Regions from separate parts of the Homo sapiens genome. Here region 2 is linked to region 1. Evidence: chromatin contacts called from ENCODE Hi-C or POLR2A ChIA-PET data. All regions are on one chromosome and are shown on one strand. The core of a region is the stretch at or near the end of the contact, and the rest is flanking DNA. Distances in the headings are between cores, read along the strand shown.

Region 1 (3,373 bases), core at 537-3,036:
GACACTTTCCATCTGTGATCTCCTCTGTTCCTCATGGCAACCCAAAAGATAGACACAGATAAGAGAACCAAGTCACAGTGATTTATGCAACTTCTACAAGATTATTCCGTTAGTAAATGGGGAGTTGCCAGCCACTAAGGGAGCTCTTTATCTCCAGTTCCTACTGCTTCCCCAAATACCTGACTTCTGTTTATTGCTTGATCCTCTCCTATACTGACTGTTTTGGGTATTCTCACAGCCAGAGTCAGTCCCTGAGACCCAACCACCATTGTACTTAGACATACCCAAGTCTCCACTCAAAGGGAGCATAGAACATTCTGCCACAATTTCAGAGGAATGAAATTTAAACTTTCAGTCTATTCTGCGAGGCTACATTCTCACTGTTTCAAAGGATCCCTTAATAAAAATAGCTATAACAATAATATTTGCAAGTTATTAATGCTTTTTAATGTGCCAGACACCTTATATAGAATATTTCTAACCATCATGACACCCTAAATGTAAATATTATTGCTGTTTTACAGATTGGGAAACAGAGGTTCAAAGAGGTTTAAATAACTTGCCCATGATCATACCATTATTCAGATATTGGCCGGGCGCGGTGGCTCACGGCTGTAATCCCAGCATATTGGGAGGCCCAGGCAGGCAGATCATGAGGTCAGGAGATCGAGACCATCCTGGCTAACGCGGTGAAACCCCGTCTCTGCTAAAAAAATACAAAAAATTAGCTGGGCATGGTGGCGAGAGCCTGTAGTCCCAGCTACTCGGGAGGCTGAGGCAGGAGAATGGCTTGAACCCAGGAGGTGGAGCTTGCAGTGAGCTGAGATTGCACCACTGCGCTCCTGGGCGACAGTGGGAGACTCCGTCTCAAAAATAAATAAATAAATAAAAATAAAAATAAAAATAAAAATAGCTATAACAATGATATTTTCAAGTTATTAATGCTTTTTAATGTACCAGACAATTTATACAGAATATTTCTAACCATCATGACAACCCTAAAAGTAAATATTATTGCTGTTTTACAGATTGGGAAACAGAGTTTCAAAGAGGTTTAAATAACTTGCCTATGATCATACAATTATTCAGATATGCTAACCCCAAAATCTATCCTCTCTCTTTTTCTTTTTTTGAGACAGAGTCTCGCTCTGTCACCCAGGCTGGAGAGCATGATCTCTGCTCACTGTAACCTCGACCTCCTGGGTTCAAGTGATTCTCCTGCCTCTGCCTCCTGAGTAGCTGGGATTACAGGCAGGCAGCACCACGCCTGGCTAATTTTTGTATTTTTAGTAGAGATGGGGTTTCACCATGTTGGCCAGGCTGGCCTCGAACTCCTGACCTCAGGTGATCCGCCCACTTTGGCCTCCCAAAGTGCTAGGATTACAAGCATTAGCCACTGTGCCCGGCTGTACTTTTTCTACTGCACTTGGCTTCTTCTCATGTGAGCAAGATTCAGGACAAGTCTTTCCAAGGGCTTGGAGAAAATATAGAAGGTGGAAGAGAATAGGTTTCAGCTTGGGTCAGTGGGATATTTCTTTTTTTTTTACTTCCTTTTTCTCTACTTCCTATCATCCCTTCTTTTCTTCCTTTTTTCAGTTAATAAAAAATGACACAATTAATAACAAAGCTAGCAGAAGCCCTAGACTTGGCTCCTTGCCATATTTAAAAACCAAGTTCCACCCATATACAATTATGACTGCTGACAATAAAGTCCCAACCCAGAATGAATCAGCACAGAGAAAAATCAAAAGAGGGCAGGGCTGGGGCTTGGTACTCAGAGTTAGCCCCAAAGTTATGAGTCAGAGACTTCTCAGAATAACCTCCCTGCCAAATTAATCCCAGGCCAGGGCTTGCCAAGGTGCAGCTGGTTTCACAAATTCCAGTGGACTAAAGTGGACTTCCCTGGGGGAAAAGGGCAGTGCTAATGTGCCAGAGAGAGACAGACTGGATAGGTGAGTGGTATTATGGTCATTGACCAAACTACCAAACTTCATTCTACTCTAGCAGAAACAATCCTAAGGCCACATAGATGGAAATGCACCTGTTCAATTCTGCTCATCACTGTATTCAAGAACTCAGGAAAGATGTGTATAATGCATCCAAAATGAAGGGACATATTTATTTATATTGTTAAATAATATCTGCAACATGAACTAGCCAAAAATAAAATATCGATGCAATTAGTGCATGCTGTACTAAAAACAATGATATCGGTTTGTAGAGGCTTAAACCAAATAGAAAAGTCTTGTCAAAAGTGTCTCCTTGGTCCAGGTTTGCTCCATCTTCTCTAGGTCAACCTCTTTCTCTGAATCTGAACTTCATGAGTAAATACTGTAGTCGGGGAGGGTCAGGATCACCTTGTACTGCAAACCCAGACAGACCTAGGCTCCTGTAGGTCTCAATAATCTGCATTTATTTCTTTCAAAAGACAAACCAGAAATGTTCCCCTCACCCAGATCCTCCTAGAGAAAGAAAAAGAAGTTGTGCATTCATGCTATATGAAAAGAGAACAGGAATTTAGAATCATAAAGACCTGGAAAAAGGCCGAGCGTGGTGGCTCACACCTGTAATTCCAGCACTTTGGGAGGCCGAGGCGGGTGGATCACTTGAGGTCAGAAGTTCAAGACTAGCTAGGCCAACATGGTGAAACCCTGTCTGTACTAAAAATACAAAAAAATTAGCTGGGCCTGGTGGTGGGTGCCTGTAATCCCAGCTACTTGAGAGACTGAGGCAGAAAAGTTGCTTGAACCCAGGAGGCAAAAGTTGCGGTGAGCTGAGATCACACCACTGCACTCCAGCCTGGGAGACAGAGCAAGACTTTGTCTCAAAAAAAAAAAAAAAGACCTGGAAATGAACTGAGCATGATGGCTCATACCTGTAATCTCAGCATTTTGGGAAGCCAAGGCAGGAGGATCACTTGAAGCCAGGAGTTCAAGACTAGCATGGAAAGTATAGTTGAGACCCCAACTCTACAAAAAAAAAAAAAAAAAAAATAGAATAAAATTAGCTAGGCATGATTGCATTCCTGTGGTCCCAACTATTGGGGAGACTGAGGTGGGAGGATTGCTTGAGCCCAGGAGATCAAGGCTGCAGTGAGCCATGATTGCACTATTGCATTCCAGCCTGGGGGCAGAGTGAGACTGTCTTGAAAAAAAAAAAAATCTGGAAATGAGTTCCCCAACTCTAAGACTTCCCTGCTGCTTGGGCTTTGAACAGCGTATTCATCTATAAGATGGAGAAAACAAGACTTACACTTAACTGTTGTTAGGAAGATTAAATGAGAAAATACATACTAAAGTGCACAAGCCAGTGTTTGACTCATGGTTAATTGTATCTTGGTCGCCCAATCTCCTGGGCGGACCTGAACTTCTTT
Region 2 (3,373 bases), core at 613-3,112, 590 kb after region 1:
ATGACTAGGTGTCTGTCCTGTTGGAGAGACTTGCACCAGTTAAACTATTGGTCGAAGAGGTACCATGGTGGTCTATTGTCCTGACACCTTGGGGTTATCTAGTGTGCATCAAGGGGTTTGTCTGACTCAAAGGCTTATTCCACACCTCCTGCTGATGCTGCTCAGCAACAGGTGAATCCTCATATCCTGTTTTCTAAACCTAAGACCTGCAATAGCCATGATCTAGGGTGGTACATCAACAGAGGACTCATAATTGAGACAGGCACCAAAGAAGAAACAGCTTTGGTAGTTATACTTGGTCAGACATGGAAAGATGTCAAGGTAACTGCAGCTCAAGGCAACCTGGGGTCACTTTTCCTTAGTTGAACCAAGATCCCCTATACATACTCCAAGTTCTCCTTTTAATTCTTTTGATTATACCAACTCCTTATGTACATCTTTTTATGTCAATATTTCTATTTGCTAAGACTATACTTGGCCAGGTGCAGTGGCTCATGCCTGTAGTCCCAACACTTTGGATGGCCAAGGTGGGCAGACAGCTTGAGCCCAAGAGTTCAAGACCAGCCTGGGCTACATGGTAAAACCCCATCTCAACCAAAAATACAAGTTAACCAGGTGGAGTGGTGCTTGCCTGTAGTCCCAGCTACTTGGGAGGCTGAGGTGGGAGGATCACTTGAGCCCAGGAGACAGAGGTTGCAGTGAGCCAAGAGTGTGCTGCTGCCCTCCAGCCTGGGCAACAGAGCAAGACCTTGTTTCAAAACAAATGAAAAACCAAAAAACTACTTATGGCAGATACTAACATAAACACTGAAAATACAAAAATGCATGTTGCATTCCTACCCTTTCCAGCATTTTCACTTTAGTGGGTTGGACAGGTAAAGATTGGAGTTGGTATTACCATGCAAACATCTACAGGGGCCCATTAGTAACCCAAGAGTGATGTGGGTCTATTTGAGCAATACTGTCCTCTTTACTCAACTAAAAGGAAAACAAAGGCACAAGTGTGATGATGAATGTCAGCTGCCACCTACCTCAGTGTCAGGAAACAAGGGGGATGTTAGCATGCACCTTCTGTGATAGCGGGGGACTCCTCTCCCTTGTTCACCACTGTAGCAGCAGGACCTGGGACAGTCTGGGCTATTGCAGGTGTTCGATAACTTTGATCCATCAGTGAATGAGATCTGGGGACCGTGGTGAGCTGGAGAGTGATGCCCTGTAATGGGAGCAGCTGCAGCTTAGCTCCAGTCAATTCTGCTACGTAGAAATATGGGCCCAAGAGTTCTCACATCTGATTTTTTTTTCTTCAAGGAAAGCCAGAAATCTTGACTTTTAGGTGAAATCTCTAGGTTTAAAAAATGTCAACCAAATTAAAATGTGCAGGCGATTGTGTGTTGACCTGATAATGTGTCCACAGGCCAAATGCGGATCAGATCTGGGGCCTTCATCAAGTTACAAAGACGACCTGCCAGAAAATGGTTTTTTTGTATTGCCATTTTCTGTTTAAGTCCCATTTTCCATAGTAGAAAGGCACCAGAGAAGCAACCCAAAAGCATGTTTTCCTGTGACTTCCATGAAAAAGCTTCGGGTTTAGTGTATTTCAGGTCTAGTGGGAGCTGAATACCAAGTGAAAATATACCAAGGTATTCATGGTACAACCCAGATCAGGTCCAGCTGCATTTTCCTAGCACTCAGAAAGGAGGGTGTCTACAGTGCTGAGATGGCAGAAAGAAAATCATCAAAATACAAGTTGGCCCTGCTTCCCAGAGCTCTTGAATACTGAACCCCGAGTGGCTGAGCAGCTCTGAGTAGTGAAACCACGTAGCATGTGAAGTGCAGGTGGTAATGGAAAGTCAGTTGGCGCGGCTCAGGCTGGCTGCCCAGAGGGAACTATATTTATACCACCACTCACAGGGCAAGTTCTGCCTGGTCCCAGAAGGAGACATCTAGCTGACTGAGGGCTTCAGAGGGGGTGTCTGAGGTCACTGATCCTAAGCTGGGTTCACATGGAGAGCATGGCCCTGCTCAGCCATCACCATCTGTAGAAAAGGTGGACTCAGCGTGCACCCAGCCCAGGTGAGAGAGCAGAATCAGTACAGTGCCAGTATTCTGCATCTGGGAAGACTAATGAAATTGCTGCTTGGGGGAAATCTCCTGGATACCATGCTATGTTCATTTCAGACAGCCTGTGATTTAGAATTGTGAAGTCCAGGGTCAATGGAGATCATCAAACTTGTGTCTCTCTCATTCCCTAGAAAAGGGCAGTAAGGAAGGTATAGAAGCTATCTGTGAGCCACCGCACCTGTCCCAGGCCTTTCCTGCTTCAGCATCCCAAAATCTTCTCAAAATATTTTTTGTTACAATGCTGAGCACAATGCTTGATACATGGTAGATATGCAACATTAAAAAAAGCAACAATATTTAGTTTCACTGTGTCCAGGAGCCCTGGTCAGCACTTAGCATATCTTGTCTCATTTAATCTGCACAGCAGTCCTGGGAAGTAGCTATTACTACCCCCATTTTACAGAGGAAGAAACAGAGGCTTACGGAGATTAAACAAGCTTTCACTGTAGTGAGGCTGAATTTCACCCCAGCCCTGTGGTCCTAGAAAATAGCAAAGATTAAAGAACTCCTCTTTCCCTTTTTGTGTCTGATCTACTGTCAGATCAGAATACCTCCATCTGTGCCTCTTTTCCATCCTACTTCCCCACACCAGCTTCTTCCTAACCTTGTTGACTCCTCCTTAAAAGGAAAAGCCCCTTTCTTCCTAACCCTTGAGGCATTTGCGGATCTCATGGTTGGAGCATTCCCCTCCACCCCTTTTTTTTCAGCAGTCCTTGTACCCCCTATTGCAAGTCTCATACCCTTCTCTTGAAATGATCCTTTCAAATAAAGTCTGCCCTTGTCCAAGTCCGGAGCTGTTTATTTTTATTTTTATTTTTTTTTGAGATTAGCTAATTGAGCACTTCCTTAGGGCTAGGACCTGTACTAAATACTTAGTAGATGGTATCTCATTTAATTATTAAAATGAAACTGTATGCTAGTGTGTTTACTGTTACTGCATTTTAGAAATGAAGAATAAAGTCCAAGGTGACCCACTAGGGATTTTAGAACCAAAGTCTGTCTGTCTTTTCTATTGTACTCCATCATGCCTGATGATGATCCACAATGTCTTGGGCCCTCAGAGGGAAGCTGGCCTGATAAAGAAGAGGGTGTGGTGACTTGGGGCAGAGGGAGGTAAGTGTTGTCCAAAGGCAAGTGATCACTGAAATAACTTAGATCTCTAGGTGAGATTGCCTGTCATTGAATTAACACATAGGTGGCTCTTTGATCCAGCACATCCTTGGGTTTGGGCTCAGCAGGTCTCATGAAGAAG

Evidence for each region. Hi-C counts contacts between places; a loop is a spot of excess contacts on that map. ChIA-PET counts read pairs that join two places held with the same protein, here RNA polymerase II (POLR2A). Pooled maps may share reads with other maps.
Region 2: a loop to region 1 is called in a pooled map, with 4 times the contacts of the local background. The contact joins two enhancer-like sites. A Hi-C loop is called at or near these places in 1 of 50 pooled maps. POLR2A ChIA-PET finds 5 or more read pairs at or near these places in 2 of 52 experiments (activated CD4-positive, alpha-beta T cell and activated T-cell).

What each region holds. Positions count from the first base shown.
Region 1 is chr15:85,356,370-85,359,742 of GRCh38, forward strand. No RefSeq gene overlaps it. Among named protein-coding and RNA genes, the nearest start is that of MIR7706, 23 kb to the right of the region's middle. Within about 2 kb of position 1,787, at least 12 of the 41 ENCODE cell types and tissues checked have a DNase peak (open chromatin) inside an H3K27ac peak, as active enhancers do.
Region 2 is chr15:85,948,414-85,951,786 of GRCh38, forward strand. No RefSeq gene overlaps it. Among named protein-coding and RNA genes, the nearest start is that of MIR548AP, 120 kb to the left of the region's middle. Within about 2 kb of position 1,863, at least 3 of the 41 ENCODE cell types and tissues checked have a DNase peak (open chromatin) inside an H3K27ac peak, as active enhancers do.